Linked DNA regions of Homo sapiens: region 1 is linked to region 2. A link is a loop called in an ENCODE intact Hi-C map of the cell type or tissue named here. Cell type or tissue: heart left ventricle. All regions are shown on one strand. Each heading gives the region's core, and the rest is flanking DNA. Links, peaks and the distances in the headings are about the cores only. Region 1 holds the start of LOC105370412 (a long non-coding RNA gene). Region 2 overlaps RNF31 (ring finger protein 31).

What was found. Peaks named below come from ENCODE experiments on the same cell type or tissue, not always from the same donor. Only the 100,000 strongest peaks of a DNase experiment are listed, where the experiment ranks them.
Region 1: it touches region 2 in a loop (1.9-fold over the local background); 33 of 110 quality-filtered maps call a loop at or near these places.

What each region holds. Positions count from the first base shown.
Region 1 is chr14:24,061,505-24,073,410 of GRCh38, forward strand. CARMIL3 (capping protein regulator and myosin 1 linker 3) reads left to right here. Exons shown (of 40, transcript NM_138360.4): 27 at 1-168; 28 at 976-1,063; 29 at 1,205-1,342; 30 at 1,616-1,679; 31 at 1,821-2,029; 32 at 2,742-2,842; 33 at 3,454-3,769; 34 at 4,118-4,246; 35 at 4,894-4,960; 36 at 5,063-5,152; 37 at 7,080-7,198; 38 at 7,282-7,462; 39 at 7,633-7,743; 40 at 7,875-8,225. The coding sequence ends at 7,900. It overlaps LOC105370412 (a long non-coding RNA gene), which reads right to left and starts at 6,685. Exons shown (of 2, transcript XR_943619.2): 1 at 5,592-6,685; 2 at 5,280-5,493. It overlaps CPNE6 (copine 6), which reads left to right and starts at 10,058. Exons shown (of 17, transcript NM_006032.4): 1 at 10,058-10,137; 2 at 11,429-11,600. The coding sequence starts at 11,433. In heart left ventricle, for the core only: no CTCF peak of the experiment used is centred there; no DNase peak of the experiment used is centred there.
Region 2 is chr14:24,147,867-24,155,866 of GRCh38, forward strand. It overlaps RNF31 (ring finger protein 31), which reads left to right. Exons shown (of 21, transcript NM_017999.5): 1 at 1-24; 2 at 110-256; 3 at 392-547; 4 at 776-835; 5 at 935-1,010; 6 at 1,540-1,717; 7 at 2,195-2,582; 8 at 2,732-3,022; 9 at 3,265-3,513; 10 at 3,619-3,804; 11 at 3,920-4,126; 12 at 7,291-7,464; 13 at 7,548-7,646; 14 at 7,737-7,826. Among named protein-coding and RNA genes, the nearest start is that of RNF31, 4.4 kb to the left of the region's middle. In heart left ventricle, for the core only: no CTCF peak of the experiment used is centred there; a DNase peak (open chromatin) is centred at 3,340; H3K4me3 peaks cover 1,095 bases; H3K27ac peaks cover 274 bases.

The sequences.
Region 1 (11,906 bases), core at 1-8,000, 86 kb before region 2:
GGAGTCCATGGTCAGCCTGACACAGGAGTTATGCCCTGTGGCCATGCGGGTGGCCGAGGGACACAACAAGATGCTGAGCAATGTGGCGGAGCGTGTCACTGTGCCCCGGAACTTCATCCGAGGGGCACTGCTGGAGCAAGCAGGACAGGACATTCAGAACAAGCTGGAGTGAGAGGCAAAGGGCAGGGCTGGGGCTGAGCTGGATTTGGCCCAGATCACTTAGGGACTTAGGACTGGAGAGCTATCAGCAATGAATAATGAATGGCACAATCTCCATTACAAGGATCAATCTTTAACCAAGTGCAACCTTGCTATTTAGGGTCTGGCTGGTCTTTGCCCTAGAAATCTAAGTGCTGAGCTGGGGTTTAGGAGCCAAGTTTGTGCCCACACAGGTGTACACACACATACCCACACAAATACACCAGGAATGGGATAGCAGGGCCTCCTCGGAGGCATGGACAAAGAAAAGTACCTGAGTTGGGTGCATGGAAGCACTGTCTTCCTCCCAGTTTTCATTGCCCCTAGAGTTCTTTCATTCTGGGTCTGGGTGCCACCACTCACCAAACCAAAGGAAAACTAGTACACATACCTATGAAACAGCTAGGCCCAAGGAAGGGTCTTTCCTACCCTCACAGTAGCAACTAGCAGGGTTTAGTTACTCAGCACCCCAATTACCTAGCTCTGTTCCACTGGGGCTCCAGGGGCCTGACCTAGGGCCCCCTTGCTCCTTCTCCTCGAATTCCTCTTTCCCCACACATAGTTGGGCTGGGGGCTCTGGGGTGGGACTAGACGTGTATTTGTGGAGAAATGAGTGTCAAGGGCTAGGCTGCCTCCTTCAGCAGCCACATGCGCTCCATGGGCAGACAGACCAGGCCAGCTGGCCGTTCTCTCAGGCTTCTGGGAGAGGGAGTGCCTCAGGGGCCATGCGGGGGACTGAGGTGCTAATGTTCTGAGTAGCCCCACCTGTGCCCACAGTGAAGTGAAGCTCTCAGTCGTCACCTACCTAACCAGCTCCATAGTGGATGAGATCCTGCAAGAGCTCTACCATTCCCACAAGAGCCTGGTAAGGCTTCTTCTGCAGCCTGGCCTGGCTCGGGCACGCCCTCCACCCCACATTATCCTGTCTCCCTAATCACCCTCCCCTTCAAGGCCCTGGGAGGTGGGCAGCTTCCATGGAATTCTGTTCACACCTGCCCTTCCCCAGGCCCGGCACCTGACCCAGCTAAGGACGCTGTCAGATCCACCAGGGTGCCCAGGCCAAGGGCAGGATCTGTCCTCCCGGGGCCGAGGCCGGAACCATGACCATGAGGAGACCACAGATGATGAACTTGGGACCAACATTGTGAGCCCCCCGCTCCCTGCTCCTCCTTAATAACCTGGGCCCTGCCCTTAAACCTGCACAACACTGTCCCCTTCCACTGATCTGTACTCCCCTGGCCACCTCACTGTGCCTGGCCTTCTGCCTCCAATCTCAATCCAGCCCAACCTCTTCCCTCATCCCAGTGCCTCAGCCCCCTGAGGAGCGAGGGGCAGGATGGGCTCAAATAAGGTTTCATGAGGAATGGATGGCTCTGGGTGAGGTGCCTGGCCCTGCCACTCGTCTTCATTTCTGCAGGACACCATGGCCATCAAAAAGCAGAAACGCTGCCGCAAGATTCGGCCGGTGTCTGCCTTCATCAGTGAGTCTCCCAGCCTCCGTTCTCATGGACTCCAGACTCCCGCCCTCTGTAGCCCCTCTTTCCCTTGATTTTTTCTCTGTCTCCCCATCCTGCTTTCTCCCCATTCCTCTGCTAGTCCCTCTAATGCTGCTGTCTTTGCAGGCGGGAGCCCTCAGGACATGGAAAGCCAACTGGGGAATCTGGGGATCCCCCCTGGCTGGTTCTCAGGACTTGGGGGCAGCCAGCCCACAGCTAGTGGCTCCTGGGAAGGTCTATCTGAGCTGCCCACTCATGGTTACAAACTAAGGCATCAAACACAAGGGAGGCCCCGCCCCCCCAGGACCACACCTCCAGGACCTGGTCGACCCAGTGTGAGTCCCTAAGGCTTCACAAGAGGATCCCCTTCACTCAGTGACACCAGAGCCAGGAGTTTTACCTTTAGGACCCAAATGCCAGAGACAGTAGCCTTGAGGGATTGGGCAGGAGTCCAGGCATGCCAATGAACAGATGAGGGATTGCCCAGTTTTTATGAGAGCTAGACCTTGTCACAGATAAGAAAGCTCTGTCTGCCGGGCAGTGTCATTCTTATTTTGGTGAAGGATAGAGCCACCAAGAACACCAAGAGCCACCAAGCTTAGGAAACACTAGGTGAGCTGGGCATGGTGGCTCAGGCCTGTAATCCCAGCACTTTGGGAGGCTGAGGCGGGCAGATCACGAGGTCAAGAGATCGAGATCATCCTGGCCAAGATGGTGAAACCCCATCTCCACTAAAAATACAAAAATTAGCCGGGCGTGGTGGCGCCTGCCTGTAATCCCAGCTACTCGGGAGGCTGAGGCAGGAGAACTGCGTGAACCCAGGAGGCGGAGGTTGCAGTGAGCCAAAATCATGCCACTGCACTCCAGCCTGGGTGACAGAGCAAGACTCCGTCTCAAAAAAAAAAAAAAAAAAGAAAAAGAAACACTGGGTGAACTGAAGTCTACATTTCCATAAATGTCCAAGCCCAAAGGGGAATGCTCTGAGTGGATGGGAGGTGGGGCTTCCTGACCTAGATGAGATGTCCCACGGGACTTTCCTCCCAGCAGATGCCAGCACCTGGGACTCGTCAGGAGAATGGGATGGCCACCCGCCTGGATGAAGGGCTGGAGGACTTCTTCAGCCGAAGGGTCCTGGAGGAAAGTTCTAGGTGTGATGCCTAAACACACTCCCATTTTCAGCAGGCCCCAAGGCCCTAGAAGGGCTGCTGTGTCCTCCCAGCTCCCATGGGAGTCTCCATAACAGCAGTGCCCAAAGCCAGTCTCTGTGAGAAATTTCCCCACATTCTCATCCTTCCCCACCCAGCCCTCAGGGCCCATGACCTCTGCGTCTTCCCAGGACAGCTGGGAAGAATGGGGCCAGAGTGAACCACCACAGTGGGGTTGGAGAGCAGGTGTGGATGAGAGGGAGGTGGGGGGCAGCCCTGGGACAGGATACCCATTAGTGGTGAGAGGCCCGGGGGGTAGTGTTCCCTGTCACTGTCCTGCAGACTGCCCAGGGTCTGTCCAGGAGGAGCCAGGTCACTTGGAGAAGCTGAGAGGAGTTGCAGGGGAGGTGCCTGGGAAGAAACATCAGTCTGCGGGAAAGGCTGCTGGAGGATTACAACGGGACAGGAAAGGCAAGGGCATCATCTCCCTGAGAACTAAGTGGAAAGGGCTGCAGTGCAGCAGGGGAGACCAGATGAGAGGAAAGCAGGTTTATCAGACCCAGGATTGAGCTTGCATCTGGCATTTGTTGCTAACTTACCCCGATTCTCCCCAGCTACCCCCGGACTCTGAGGACCGTGCGGCCAGGACTCTCGGAGGCACCGCTGCCTCCACTCCAGAAGAAGAGGCGCCGGGGCCTGTTTCACTTTCGCCGGCCCCGGAGCTTCAAGGGGGACAGGGGGCCGGGGTCCCCTACCACTGGACTCCTCCTCCCTCCACCCCCACCCCCTCCCCCGACTCAGGAGAGCCCCCCTAGCCCAGACCCCCCAAGCCTCGGCAATAACTCCTCTCCCTGCTGGAGCCCAGAGGAGGAGAGCAGCCTCCTCCCTGGATTTGGTGGGGGCCGGGGACCTTCCTTCCGCCGGAAGATGGTAAGTGAGGCAGGGGGTGCTGTGTCTTCCCCTTTTCCTGCCCCACACTTAACCCAGTCTCCTACCCCACCCCAAGCTTAATGGGAGAATGCTAGGACCCAGGGTTCTTGGGAACATTGGTCATTTCAATTCTCCTCTCCTTGAGAGTGGACTAAGACCCAGTGGCCAAGAGCATGCTGGGAGTGCTATATGCGAATGCAGGCGTTGGAAGGACTCTTCAGAGGGTCTCTGCAGGGCTTCCCCGTGGCTAGGGACTCAGTGAGGCAGGGGTCCTCCTGACAACTCCCTCACAGCCTGGGGAGCCCCCTTCGACTGGGAACTGCTAATAAATAAGAGACCTTGTTCTAGGGCACTGAGGGGTCAGAGCCAGGGGAGGGGGGCCCAGCCCCTGGGACAGCACAGCAGCCAAGGGTTCACGGTGTTGCCCTTCCCGGGTTGGAAAGAGCCAAGGGTTGGAGCTTCGATGGGAAACGAGAGGTGAGTGGAGCCTGGGACAACAAACTGTGGGTCCTGAGGGTATCTGTCCACCACCCTCTCCTTCCCACTCCCTCATCCCTGGTGGTTCAGTAGAGAAAGCAGATGCTTTGGCATTAGAAGATGTTAGCTGCTCTTCAGCCCCCACCACACACTTGCCGTGGAGCCCTGGACTGGTCACTTCACCTCCTGAAACCTCTCCTTCTTTACTGTAAAATGAGGGGTTATAAAAATACTTACCTCTAGAGCTCTGTTTCCCAAACAATGGTGACTTGATTATAACCTTTGCGACTGATTTTTACCTGAATTATTACTTACATAGTATTTTTATTTAAATTAACTCACCTTTTTTTAACTTAGGCTAGACCTAGACATTATCTTTAAAATCGCAGGCTTTTTGAATGAGTCGTGTTTTTTTCTACTACATGTAAAATACATATGTAACTATAAAGATGGAAGTATACTCATTTGTGTAAGCCATTTCTTGTGCCCCTGGGGAGGTATGGGTGCCACTCTTTGGGAAACAGTTTTAAGTGTCTAGGGACTAATGACATGAGAATGACATGGAGATGCTAGAGCAGAAGCCCTTTGTCAGCTGCAGTCCTGCCACAGAGGAGACTTTCTTACAACCTGACCCACTGTTCTTTCAGGGCCCAGGCCCAGACCAGGAGGGCAGCACCCAGGCCTGGCAGAAACGGCGCTCTTCAGACGACGCAGGTAAGAACAGTCACATTCAAAGCCCTTTTGGACCCCTCTCTCAGGGGTCAAATTTACCTTTTCCCTTTCTCCTCTCTTTCTCATCCCCTCTCTCTACTCCAGGGCCTGGATCCTGGAAGCCCCCACCACCGCCCCAAAGCACCAAACCAAGCTTCAGCGCCATGCGCAGAGCAGAGGCCACATGGCACATAGGTATGGAAAGCCTCTTTTCAGGCAGCAGTACTGAAAGCCCAGGGTGTGTCCAAAGAAACAGAAGCCCATGGCCCCTGTGCTGGGGAATTTATGGCCAAGGTGGGGCAGTGAGAAGTCAACACAGTGAAAATGTTTAAGGATATTTACAAAGCTATATCCAAAAGAGACAAACAACCCAATCCAAAGAAAGCTTCTACAGAACAAAAGCGGCTTCTCCAGTGTTGGCAAACAGGAGCGATGCTTTGTGGATGGCTCTGGCGAATTCTCCAGGGCAGGTGCAGCCTCTGGTCACCATTGGCACAGTGGCAGCCTCTGTAGACAAGGCTCCTCTCTGCACCTTGCTGGGAAGAGGGTGGGCAAGTCAAACTGCCAGCAAGTACCAGCTGTGCCAGGCCCACCTCAGATTCCAGCCTCCTCCAGAAGTCGTTTATCAACTCACCCTCAGCTCACGCAGAAAGGTGCCCCAAACATGGGCAAGAGCTCGCCTCGGAGGTCAGAAACCTGCAGTATTAGTCCTTCTCAGCCACCCGCGACCTTAAACAAGTCATTTACTTTCTGGCCCCATGACCGGAGGAGTAAAAGGGAGGGGATTATCCCAGGCATGACACTTCCTTTCTGCTGGCTTCAGAGCACCTTCCGCTTAGGGAGCCACTAAAGAAAAGCTGGTCAGCTCAGCATTCGCTCAGTCCAGCAGTTGCCAAAGGCCTGGACCATGACCCTCCAGCAATATTGACATAGACAAAATCTCTCTGTAGATGGAGACACCCCCTCAGCCTCTTTCACTCCCACCACCAGGCTAGGGCGTAAGGGCTGGAAAGAGCTAAGAGCTGAGCGGGCTGGTCTGGCTTGAGCCACATGCTCCCCACTGTCCTATCCCACCCATTCTGCATCTGCCCCTCTCTCCCCTGTAGTGCAGAATCAGGCTAGCCTGAGACTTGGAGTGCCTGTGTCCTTGCCTCCTCCTCCAAGGCCAACCCAGCACTGGGGGCATCTTTGCTGATTTTTTCCATCCCATACACAGGCTAATTAAAGCGCCCCAAAGTAGGGCTCCATCTTTCATTTAGGAAACCGCAATAGTCAGTTGCCCCACTGCACACACACCTCACAGATCCACATGCAGACAACACTTTCCAGTGTCAGAGCCACAGGCTCATGTTGCTTAAAGGCCACTGGGGCGGAGGATGAGTGTGCCAGGGCACCCCTCCATCTAAATCAGACTTTCAGACAGAGTTCTGGGAATGCCAGGCTGCAGCCTTGGCAGAGCCCCCAGGGCACTGCAGCCTGGATGGGCAGCATGCCTGTGGACCCAGCAGGCCCTGGGCCCTGCCCCAGCAGGAAAGGGGTTGGGCACTGCTCTGCAAGAGGGACAGCTAGGCCAGAGTCCCCTCCAGAGGTGATGGCCTCAGGATGATCCTGGGAAACAAGGGCTAAGGAGCGTGGATGTAGAAAGGCATATGAAAGACCGGGTGCGGTGGCTCATGCCTGTAATCCCAACACTTTGGGAGACCGAGGTAGGTGGATCACTAGGTCAAGAGATCGAGACAATCCTGGCCAACACGGTGAAACCCTGTCTCTACTAAAAATACAAAAATTAGCTGGGCGTGGTGGCACGCACCTGTAGTCCCAGTTGTTCGGGAGGCTGAGACAGGAGAATCGCTCAAACCCGAGAGGTGGAGGTTGCAGTGAGCCAAGATTGCACCACTGTACTCCAGCCTGGGTGACAGAGCAAAACTCCATCTCCAAAAAAAAAAAAAGAAAGAAAGAAAGAAAAGAAAAAAAAAAGGCACATGAAAGGCAGAGACATAGGAGCAAGTGGGCTTGGAGGGAGAAAGTCCTGGCCTCCAGGGCTTCAGTGGAGAGAGGAGACAGGGACAGGAGCTATGCAAGAATGCCTTTTCCTGCAGCTTCTCCTCTCTCTCATCCCCAGCTGAAGAGAGTGCCCCCAACCACAGCTGCCAGAGTCCCAGCCCAGCCTCCCAAGATGGGGAAGAGGAGAAGGAGGGGACCCTCTTCCCAGAGAGGACACTTCCAGCTAGGAATGCCAAGGTGAGAGCTGGCAAGATGGGTGGGGGAGGCACTTTGATGAGGCAAAGGGACTAACTGACCCAGCATCTTCCTTCCTCTGCCAGCTACAGGACCCCGCTCTAGCTCCATGGCCTCCCAAGCCAGTGGCTGTGCCCAGGGGCCGCCAGCCTCCCCAGGAGCCAGGGGTCAGGGAGGAGGCTGAGGCTGGAGATGCAGCTCCAGGAGTCAACAAACCCCGGCTGAGGCTGAGCTCACAGCAAGACCAAGAGGAGCCCGAAGTCCAAGGTCTGCCACCCTGGCTGAGTGGGGGGCTCAGGGCACCTCTAGGACTTTGCTGTCCACATCAGGTCCTCTTCCAGAGCATGGAATGAGTGACAACCAGGAGTCACAGCCTGGATGAGCATCCCAGCATGAGCCCCACTCCTGTGTTAGGCCTGCCTTGATTGTTATTTCAGGGCCCCCTGATCCAGGCCGGCGGACTGCCCCCCTGAAGCCCAAGAGGACACGGCGGGCACAGTCCTGTGACAAGCTGGAACCTGATAGAAGACGGCCTCCTGACCCCACAGGTGCTGGTGGTGAGAGGGCAGGTCCCCCCTTCCCACCTATCTGTCCAACATGACACCCCCCGAAGCCCCAACACCAGGTGGCTGGCTGTCCCTGCCCAGGAAACAGGGCTCCCTGGATTTGTCCCCAGCAGGAACCAGTGAGCCAGGAACAGACTGACAACTGCCACAACACCCTCCTCAGCCCTCGACATGTGCCTCGCAAGGACTCAGACCCCTATCCACCCCCAGTCCCCAGGGCCCCCTGCCAGCCCCTGTCCTACAGGGGCAAGACGGCAGGACCAGGCATGGGGGAGCTGGAGGCAGGGACTAGAACAGAGGGAGCCACCTGGAGAGACGGAGGCTGTCAGTGCCTGCCTCGATACCTCTCTCTGCAGAGAGCTTCTGGGTGGGGGCTTATCTCCTCCCCCAGGAGGGTGGATCTCTGTCCCTCTATCCCCAGGGACTCTCTCCCCTCTTGTATAGAATAAAAAAACAAAATCATCGCCTGCCTCGAGTCTCTGCTATCTTCCCCATTCACTGCCTCCACAATCTGCTCTCTTCCCACAAACCCTCAGAGCTTGGCCACAGTGGAGAAAAATGAGAAACATTCCACAGGGATAGACTTGGGGTTCTGAGAGGAGCAGGAGAAAAAAACAGAGAACTGCCGAGGGAAGGGGACTGATAAGTCCCCAAGCCAAGATGGGTGTTATGCCCAGGGTCAGGGCTGAGCTTCCTGGAGAAAGAACCAAAAGGACAGAAACCAACACAAAGTCTGTCCAGCTTTTGGGGGTGTAATGGGATTGGAAGCCCCAGTGTACCAGAGGGACACGGGAGCAGTGTGTGTGTGTGTGTGTGTGTGCATGCATGCACACTAATGGGGGAATTACATGATGTTGTGTCGTCCTGGGGGCACCCTCACTAGTCAGAAGTCTCAATAGCAGAGTGGCTTGCAGGTGAACAGAAGTCTCTGTGGCATGAGGTCAGCAACTAAAGTAGCTGTCTCCCATGGTGTTCTAGCAAATACTATCTTGGCATTCAAGATCCCACTCAAAAGCCCCTTCCTCTGTGAAGTCCTTCCTGATGCCTTCCCCACTCATCCATATTGCACCCTGCTTTAATGTGCTCCCACTGCATCCTGAGCAGGTCCATAACATTGCACCTGTCACGCTTCATTGCGTATGCGTATTGGCTTATCCTCTCTCTGTCTGCCTGTCTTTCTGTTCCATATACATCTGCCTCCCCCAGGGGCAGAGGCTGTGTCTTAATCACCTGTGTAGCCCCAGCACCTGGCACAGTGCCTGACACCCAGGAGATGCTCAATAAATGGCTGCTATATTAATACATGAGCAGCTTAAGGGGATGGAGGGCGAAGGTAAATGCTCTTGCGTACTCATCGCAGACCACAATGTGCCCAAATGTCTTCATGTGTGGTTTGCAGCTCCCCAGGCAACTGCTTACTTCCCTTACTTACTGATTTCACCAGGAATTACTTGTTTTGTTTCCTTAAGATCTGTGCATGGCACAGCCCCTCCCACAAGGGTAAGGCCATATGGGTTGAATCTTGGGGGGTGTTGGGTACATTGTGGCACCGGGAAGAAGCCTTGGGAGTCAGTCCTTCAGCAGATGCCCTCATGTGACCAGGATATGAGGTTGGGTGTCCTTAAGCAATTATGTCCATTTCCTGTGTCTCCTTATAAAATGGTGGCTAGGGAACTGGACATCATTCTCAAAGCTATGACGTTCAGCAAGGTATGTGATGGCTTTTAAGGAGCACGGGAAGATCACATCCTGCTGTATTCCGGGTTAGTTTGAGTGAGTACATGTGTGACAAGGACAGCCCAGTGTTCCTGTATATGTGACTGCAGATATCCTTAGCTAGTGTAACAATGTTGAAAGTGATGTGAGAAGGGGTATGTTTCCCAATGTGTATCCGCCGGGGGCTGTAACTGTCGTGGTGTCACAGTGAGTTTATGTACTGGCGCCTGTGTGTGTCAAGATATGTGTGAGCCTGTGAGTCGTGGGTGCATGTGTCGCCATCATTTCTCTGTTTGAATGTGTATGTGCATGCCACTGCAATGTGCGCATCTCTGCGATTCTGGGTGTGGGTGTAGTGTGAAGGGGAAGATGTGTGTCACTGTGTCTGTGGGGGTCCTGCCTCTAAGCCACCCCCAGCCTGCCCTCCTCCCCCGGTTCTGTGGCTCCCTCCCAGGCTGTGGCCCTGCCCCTTCCCTCTTCTCCCTCCCAATCCATCCACGCGGGGGGAGCTGGTGCTGCGCCCCCCCCCACCCCTCCCCATCCAGGCCCCATAAATAGCAGCAGAGCCGGAGCTGGAGCCGGCGCCAGCGGCTGGAGCAGCAAGGGAGTCAGGGCCAGGGCCAGAGAGCCGGAGAGAGGAGCCCCCGACCGAGAGCCCAGGTGAGCCCACCCTTCCTCCCCAGCCCAGCCCCAGCCCAGCCCAGCTTGGCCCAGTCTCCATAACAACATCTCCTGGAGCCCGCAGAGAGATCCCAGCCCTGCCCAATCCCTTCACCACCACAAGCCCCTGCCTATCTCGGGGACCCCCAAGAACTGGGAGACTTGTGGCTGGAAGGCAGAGACCCCCCTCCCCCAGCCCAGACCCTCCCTCACATATCCAGAAAGGCACACACTGTGGGGAGGTAGATACCCAGCCAGAGAAAGGTCCCACTTCTGAGGGAGGTACAGGAACTGTCACACCCTCCTGGAAACGGACACACGACATGGGGGGACAGACACGGAGGGTGGGGCACTCAGACACACCAATGCACACTCACTCGGGGAAGCATGACATGGGATCAGACAGCCTCACCCTGAGATCTGTACAGACACAGATAGATGGACTGACCGGCCATGAACTCTGGCCGGCATACCCCTGCCTGCTTCAGCCCGAGGCTTGGTACCACTGCTGGGGGAAGGTGGCATGCGTGCATCCCACGGGCAGCATGGAGGGAGCCACGACTCCCCAAAAATCCTGTCGCTAAGAGACGGTGCCAGTGCTGCCAAGAAGTGTGAAAACAGGGGAGGTGGGGAGGGATGTGAGGCTTGTCACAGTTAGAGCTCCTGCCAGGAGCCTGAAGGAGCTTTCAGCAGAGCCCTGGTCCTGCCTCCCAGCCCACCACCACTCCTTTTCCATCAGCTAGCCAGAAGGGGAATGGGGGTAGGGAGTGGATAGGGATAGCCCAGCAGGGGACTTTCCAACCTGTCTCCTGCCCACTGCAGACTCCACTTCTGAGACCCATCCTCTTCAGAACTCCAGAGGCCTCTCCACCCCCTGCCCCACCCCCTTGCCCTAGTTTAGCTCCCTCGTGCCAAGACTGAGTGCAGCGCTGGCACAACACCAGTCGGGAAATAGCAGAAGGTGCTGAGGCGGCAGAAAGTGTAGATCAATCGATGGCCTAGGAGCCAAGACTGCCAGGAACATCCCCACCCCAATCCTTCAGCCCTCTCCAGCCCCATCCACGCATACCTAGGCCAGCAGCACAGGGCTTCTGAGCAGGAGTGGGAGGCTCAGGTCCTCTGCCCTCCCCTGCTCAGAACTCTGGTGAAGCTGAGGAAGCAGGAGGTCCGTGAGGCCCCAGGGTCTAGGGAAGGAGGTTAAGGGGTGGGGCCCAGGGACCCTAGAGGATAGACCCCTCTGCTGGCAGGTGTTCCCTTTCCAGAGTCCAGGCCACCTGCTCTGTCCCCACAGTGACATGTCGGACCCTGAGATGGGATGGGTGCCTGAGCCCCCAACCATGACGCTGGGGGCCTCTCGGGTGGAGCTGCGGGTGTCCTGCCATGGCCTCCTGGACCGGGACACACTCACCAAACCCCACCCCTGCGTGCTGCTCAAGCTCTACTCTGATGAGCAGTGGGTGGAGGTGAGAGCAGCTCAGGTTTCTCCTTAACTAACCTGGGTTAAGCTTGGGAAAGAGGGAGGCTGGGTGGGAGCAGTGAAAGCCTTGCAGGGAAATGTGTGGACTCTGCGGCGCCTTCTCGAGGCCGCTTGGGTACCCTGGAGATGGTGTCCCAGAGGGTCCTGAGATTGACCCAGAGGCAGTGGGGTTGCTCCCAAAGGCCTCATGATAGCCCGGAGGACTGAGAGTCCAGTGGGCAGGCAGCACCCCAAGCTCAGGGATCAGCTTAGGAAGAGAAGAGCTGGTTGCTGGGGACGTGGGGGCCCAAGA
Region 2 (8,000 bases), core at 1-8,000:
GTCCGCTGCAACGCTCATGGGGAGGTGAGGCCCGGCCCCGCTTGGAAGGGGGACACCAGGGCCTGAGGCCCAGGCCACGCTCACACCTCTCTGCTCTCCTTGCTCCCAGCCCCGAAACTACCTCAACACCCTGTCCACGGCTCTGAACATCCTGGAGAAATACGGCCGCAACCTTCTCAGCCCTCAGCGGCCTCGGTACTGGCGTGGTGTCAAGTTTAATAACCCTGTCTTTCGCAGCACGGTGGATGCTGTGCAGGTGAATCCCCTGGCCTTATGGGAGAGGGGGCTGGGGTTTGGCTAGAAAAGGCCTGAGGTTGTGCTGAATGGGAAGGGGTCCAGCCCTACTAGGCAGGAAACCTCCTGGGTGGTGACTCGTTTGAATGTGTGGCAGGGGGGCCGAGATGTGCTGCGATTATATGGCTACACAGAGGAGCAACCAGATGGGTTGAGCTTCCCCGAAGGGCAGGAGGAGCCAGATGAGCACCAGGTTGCTACAGTCACACTGGAAGTACTGCTGCTTCGGACAGAGCTCAGCCTGCTATTGCAGGTGAGATGCTCCTCTAGTCTTGATGGACTTATGCACCAGGGCTGGGGAGCCCAGCCTAACTCAAGTAAGTTTGAGGACCCCCGTGCTGCTGAACTATGGGCATAGTTCAGCATTCTGGGAGCTCCGGGTACTGATTTTCCTTCTGTGAATGTTAAGGGACCAGGGCTTAGAGGGAGGGCTTTGTTCTAGGGGTCTAGCTGGAAACCGTTTTTATCTGTATTATTGCAGAATACTCATCCAAGACAGCAGGCACTGGAGCAGCTGTTGGAAGACAAGGTTGAAGATGATGTAAGGAAGGCAGGAAAGGGGCTGGTGTACAAAGGAAACAGGAATTGTGAGACTCTGTGTCCCTAAACCCTTATTCATTCCCTGCCCTTTCTTTTTCAGATGCTGCAGCTTTCAGAATTTGACCCCCTATTGAGAGAGATTGCTCCTGGCCCCCTCACCACACCCTCTGTCCCAGGTATTATTGGTCCTAAATTGGGGACCAGGTAGGAAGCTATATTGATGGAAATTTGGGATGCTCCTCTGTCTTCTTGGTTATCTTCCTTTGTGTTTGTTTGTTTTGAGACGGAGTTTTGCTCTTGTTGCCCAGGCTGGAGTGCAATGGTGCGATCTCCGCTCACCGCAACCTCCACCTCCCGGGTTCAAGCGATTCTCCTGCCTCAGCCTCCCGAGTAGCTGGGATTACAGGCATGCGCCACCGCGCTCGGCTAATTTTGTATTTTTGGTAGAGATGGGGTTTCTCCATGTTGGTCAGGCTGGTCTGGAACTCCTGACCTCAAGTGATCCACCCACCTCAGCCTCCCAAAGTGCTAAGATTACCTGCATGAGCCACCACGCCCGGCCTCTTTGTTTTTTAAAAGAGATTAAAATTGTTTCCTTGGGTCCAGATGTTTAAAAAGTAGTCTTGTGATTTGCCCCCATCCACAGCAGATTCAGATGTAGCCTGGTCTTTTTTGGAAAGATGTTCCATCTCTCCTGCCCTCCAGGCTCCACTCCTGGTCCCTGCTTCCTCTGTGGTTCTGCCCCAGGCACACTGCACTGCCCATCCTGTAAACAGGCCCTGTGTCCAGCCTGTGACCACCTGTTCCATGGACACCCATCCCGTGCTCATCACCTCCGCCAGACCCTGCCTGGGGTCCTGCAGGGTACCCACCTGAGCCCCAGGTGAGAGGGCTTCTCTTCTGGGTGGGAGTGAAATTTAGAGAACTTAAGATCACTTGATTATGGACTACCTGCCAGTTTCTGTGCTAAAGACTGTTTAATAGAGGACAAGTAGCCAGTCAGAACCCTGAAAGAGATAATAGACATACACATCAAGCAGGTAGCAATTGCAGTAACCCAGGTTGTTATGGTAATAGGTGGTTTGCAACCTAGTCTGAAGGGTCAGCTGAATCAGGTGGCAATATTTTAAACACCTAGTGTAGGTCAGGCCATGTGTTAGCAGTATCTACTAGGAAGAAGTGAGCTTTAAGCTGTCATTTAAATGTTGCATAAGCTATGGGTATAGGAGTATTCGAGACAGACAATGTGTGCAAAGGCCAGTGACATGAGTTGTTACCCAGGAAATGGAGAATGCTTAGAGGTGAGGGATCCAGGCACCAGGTGCCACTTCAGCAGGCCATGTCTGCTTTTCCATTACAGTTTACCTGCCTCAGCCCAACCACGGCCCCAGTCGACCTCCCTGCTGGCCCTGGGAGACAGCTCTCTTTCTTCCCCTAATCCTGCAAGTGCTCATTTGCCCTGGCACTGTGCTGCCTGTGCCATGCTAAATGAGCCTTGGGCAGTGCTCTGTGTGGCCTGTGATCGGCCCCGAGGCTGTAAGGGGTTGGGGTTGGGAACTGAGGGTCCCCAAGGAACTGGAGGCCTAGAACCTGATCTTGCACGGGGTCGGTGGGCCTGCCAGAGCTGTACCTTTGAGAATGAGGCAGCTGCTGTGCTATGTTCCATATGTGAGCGACCTCGGCTGGCCCAGCCTCCCAGCTTGGTGGTGGATTCCCGAGATGCTGGCATTTGCCTGCAACCCCTTCAGGTAACTGGCCTTCCCAGCTCTTTATCGTGTGTTACCTCAGGCATTCTCTTCCCTATCCCATGTTTTCCTTCAGTTCCTCCCAACTCCCTGTATTTCTGTTGTGAACTTCAGCCAGCCAGTCAAAGGGATAATTCTCTCTGCCTTCCCAGCAGGGGGATGCTTTGCTGGCCTCTGCCCAGAGTCAAGTCTGGTACTGTATTCACTGTACCTTCTGCAACTCGAGCCCTGGCTGGGTGTGTGTTATGTGCAACCGGACTAGTAGCCCCATTCCAGCACAACATGCCCCCCGGCCCTATGCCAGCTCTTTGGAAAAGGGACCCCCCAAGCCTGGGCCCCCACGACGCCTTAGTGCCCCCCTGCCCAGTTCCTGTGGAGATCCTGAGAAGCAGCGCCAAGACAAGATGCGGGAAGAAGGCCTCCAGCTAGTGAGCATGATCCGGGTAAGGACTGGGCCTGCGATGAGGTAGGGCTGAGCTGGTCTGGGAAAGGAGATGCTGCAGGTGGTTAATAGTTTCTATGAATCTTGTTATTGTTAGCAGCAGCTGCCTGTTACTGAGGCAGTTACCATTGCTGTACACTGATGACATGATCCATATGTCTGAGCTGAGCCACTGTCACCATCTTAGTTCAGGCTGAGGGTGGGTGAAGGGTGCCCCTCCTGATGGGCGGGACTGTGCCTTAGGAAGGGGAAGCCGCAGGTGCCTGTCCAGAGGAGATCTTCTCGGCTCTGCAGTACTCGGGCACTGAGGTGCCTCTGCAGTGGTTGCGCTCAGAACTGCCCTACGTCCTGGAGATGGTGGCTGAGCTGGCTGGACAGCAGGACCCTGGGCTGGGTGCCTTTTCCTGTCAGGAGGCCCGGAGAGCCTGGCTGGATCGTCATGGCAACCTTGATGAAGCTGTGGAGGAGTGTGTGAGGACCAGGCGAAGGAAGGTATCAGCTGTGCTGGATATGGGATAGGGTCGAGAGTCTGCATCTCTCACACTCTCCCTTGCTTGCTTTCCCACTTCATTCCCCCTTGCCACTCCCATCTTGCAGGTGCAGGAGCTCCAGTCTCTAGGCTTTGGGCCTGAGGAGGGGTCTCTCCAGGCATTGTTCCAGCACGGAGGTGATGTGTCACGGGCCCTGACTGAGCTACAGCGCCAACGCCTAGAGCCCTTCCGCCAGCGCCTCTGGGACAGTGGCCCTGAGCCCACCCCTTCCTGGGATGGGCCAGACAAGCAGGTGCTGGGAGGAGGCAAGAAGCCCAAGGGTCCACCTAGAGGAGCAAGAGGGAGCTGAGGGGAAGGGTCCCTGGAGTCTGACAGCACTTCCCCCCTCCACCTGAATCATATTGCAGAGCCTGGTCAGGCGGCTTTTGGCAGTCTACGCACTCCCCAGCTGGGGCCGGGCAGAGCTGGCACTGTCACTGCTGCAGGAGACACCCAGGAACTATGAGTTGGGGGATGTGGTAGAAGCTGTGAGGCACAGCCAGGACCGGGCCTTCCTGCGCCGCTTGCTTGCCCAGGAGTGTGCCGTGTGTGGCTGGGCCCTGCCCCACAACCGGGTAAGTCCCTCCCCACGATACCTGGTCCAAGAATTACTCTATTCTTTTGGACCCCCATCCTACCCCAGTCTCCATCTCTGATCCTGTCTTCTGCTCTTCAGTTGCCCATATACCCCTGAAGGCTCCTGGGAGGGGGAAGTCAGGAACAGGCTTATCTCCTCCCTTTTAAAACAATGTTCTATTATGGAAATTTTCAAACATGCAATAGTAGAAAAATTGTACTACACTGTATAACAAATTCCCATACCCCCCTGCAACCCCTCCACTTCCAGTGTATTTGTCATCAAGCTTCAGCAATTGTCAACAAACATGATCAGTCTTTATTTCACATATATACACAGATGGCTATTATGATATCAAATATCAGGCATAATATAGTTTATAAATGTTTCCGTATATATCTCTAAAATGTAAAACTTTATTTATTTATTTACTTATTTATTTTTTTTAGATGGAATTTCACCCTTGCCCCCAGGCTGGAGTGCAATGGCGTGATCTCGGCTCACTGTAACCTCTGCCTCCTCCAAGCAATTCTCCTGCCTCAGCCTCCTGAGTAGCTGGGATTACAGGCACCCGCCACCACACTCGGCTAATTTTTGTATTTTTAGTAGAGACAGGGTTTCGCCATATTGGCCAGGCTGGTCTCGAGCTCTTGACCTCTACAATTATTTTAAATACAGAGTAAAACCAAAATAAAACACATACAGAGCCAGTCTAACTACTCTGACCTAGAGTACGTGGAGTCTCAGGAACTAAGAAGGGCTTATTCCTATAAACTGGATATTTGCTGATATTAAAGAATTACCAGGCTGGGCGCGGTGGCTCACGCCTCTAATGCCAGCACTTTGGGAGGCCAAGGCAGGCCGATCATGAGGTCAGGAGATCGAGACCATCCTGGCTGACGCAGTGAAACCCTGTCTGTACTAAAAATGTAAAAAATTAGCCAGGTGTGGTGGCAGGCGCCTGTAGTCCCAGCTACTCAGGAGGCTGAGGCAGGAGAATGGCGTGAACTCAGGAGGCGGAGCTTGCAGTGAGCCGAGATCGCGCCACTGCACTCCAGCCTGGGCAACAGCGCAAGACTCCGTCTTAAAAAAAAAAAAAAAGAATTACTGTTCATTTTTGTGTGTGTGTGTGACAGTGCTACTGTGGCTATGTTTTCAAAAAGAATTTTGCTGGGCATGATGCCTCATGCCTGTAATCCTAGAGCTTTGGGAGGCTGAGGTGGGAGAATACCTTGAAGCCAGGAGTTAGAGACCAGCATGGGCAACATAACAAGACTCCCATCTCTAAAAAAATAAATAAAGGTCCGGGCATGGTGGCTCACGCCTGTCATCCCTGCACTTTGGGAGGCCAACGTGGGTGGATCACGAGGTCAAGAGATTGAGACCATCCTGGTCGACATGGTGAAACCCCGTCTCTACTAAAAATACAAAAATTAGCCAGGCGTGGTGGCGTGCACCTGTAATCCCAGCTACTCGAGAGGCTAAGGCAGGAGAATCGCTTGAACCTGGGAGGTGGAGGTTGCAGTGAGCCAAGATCGTGCCACCGCACTCCAGCCTGGGCGACAGAATGAGATTCCGTCTCAAAAAAAAAACTTAAATTAAAAAAAATAATAAAATACATAAAGTTGGCCAGGCGCAGTGGCTCATACCTGTAATCCTAGCACTTTGGGAGGCTGAGGTGGGTGGATCACCTGAGGTCAGGAGTTCGAGACCAGCCTGACCAACATGGTGAAACCCTGTCTCTACAAAAAATACAAAAATTAGCCGGGTGTGGTAGTGGGTGCCTGTAATCCCAGCTACTTGGGAGGCTGAGGCAGGAAAATCTCTTGAACCTGGGAGACAGAGGTTGCAGTGAGCCAGGATTGCGCCACAGCACTCCAGTCTGAGCGACAGAGTGAGACTCTGTCTCAAAATAAATTAAATAAATAAATAAATGTAGAATCTACAGGAAGTTTCAAAAATAGTGCATAGAGTCCTGTGTACTTTTCACTAACCTTCACTCAGCGATGACATTTTTTTGAGACGGAGTCTCGCTCTGTCGCCCTGGCTGGAGCGCAGTCGCGCAATCATGGCTCACTGCAACCTCTGCCTCCCGGTTCAAGCGATTCTCCTGTCCCAGCCTCCCAAGTAGCTGTGATTACAGGCATCTGCAATCATGCCCGGCTAATTTTTTTTTTTTTGAGACAGAGTTTTGCTCTTGTTGCCCAGCCTGGAGTGCAATGGTGCGATCTCGGCTCACTGCAGCCTCCGCCTCCCGAGTTCAAGTGATTCTCCTGCCTCAGCCTCCCGAGTAGCTGGGATTACAGGCATGCGCCACCACACTTGGCTAATTTTGTATTTTTAGTAGAGACGGGTCAGGCTGGTCTGGAACTCCAGATCTCAGGTGATCCGCCTGCCTCAGCCTCCCAAAGTGCTGGGATTACAGGCATAAGCCATGGTGCCTGGCCTAATTTTTGTATTTTTAGTAGAGACAAGGTTTCACAATGTTGGCCAGGCTGGTCTCGAACTCCTAGCCTCAAGTGATGCGCCCGCCTTGGCTTCCCAAAGTACTGGGATTACAGGTGTGAGCCAGCGTGCCCGGCCCCCAGTGGTGACTTCTTATATAGTTATAGTACAATATCAAGACCAAGAAATAAGACATTGCTCCAATGTTAGCTATACTACAGGTCTTGTTCATTTTTCTCATGGATATGCCGCTGTGTGTATGTGTGGTTCTATGCAGTTCTGTCCCACGTATGGATGCATATAACCACCACCATAATCAAGATACAGATTGTTTCATCACCACAAAGGAACTCTCTCATGTACCTCTTTAGTTATACCCTTCTGCCCCCACTTCTAGTCACCTGGCAACCATGAAGCTGTTCTCCACCTCTATAGTTTTGTCATTTCAAGCATGTTATTTGTATATTTAATGGAATATGAATGTTTTTATAGGCACTTTTGCCTTTACCTTAGGTGTCACCATTGTCTATTTTCCTCCACCCGACTGTCTTCAGATGTTTACGTTGCCTGCCTGGCCCCTGCTGGCACTTGAGGTTGTTAACCCTGCCCAGTTGTTAATTAGACCCTGATTTCTTAGTGGACACCTGGCCACTGCCTCTTCCCTAGCCTGGCAGCTGTGGCTTCTGACCCCCTCCCCTCCAACCCCTCACCCTCCAGATGCAGGCCCTGACTTCCTGTGAGTGCACCATCTGTCCTGACTGCTTCCGCCAGCACTTCACCATCGCCTTGAAGGAGAAGCACATCACAGACATGGTGTGCCCTGCCTGTGGCCGCCCCGACCTCACCGATGACACACAGTTGCTCAGCTACTTCTCTACCCTTGACATCCAGGTACTGCAGCCCCTCTAGGACTCAGGTACCCTGAGCTTTGAACAGGGACCCTCCCACCCACCACCTCTGCATCCTGTCCCCAGCTTCGCGAGAGCCTAGAGCCAGATGCCTATGCGTTGTTCCATAAGAAGCTGACCGAGGGTGTGCTGATGCGGGACCCCAAGTTCTTGTGGTGTGCCCAGGTAAGTGGCCTGCCCAGGGCAGCTACTGTGGAGGGGCAGGGGATGGTTCCAGGTCAGGCCTTTGATAACTTTATGCTCTTGCACTTCCAGTGCTCCTTTGGCTTCATATATGAGCGTGAGCAGCTGGAGGCAACTTGTCCCCAGTGTCACCAGACCTTCTGTGTGCGCTGCAAGCGCCAGGTGAGGCACATTCATCCTTTCAGAAATACTTGCTGAGCTACTGCCAGGTACTGTGTTAGACTCAGGGGAGTTTGTGTACTGGAGAGCAAAACAGACATGAGCTCTGAGGTCAAAAGAGCTTACAGACTACTCAGAAAGACTAGGCACAAGGAGAAAGGGAAGCAGAGGGAGGGA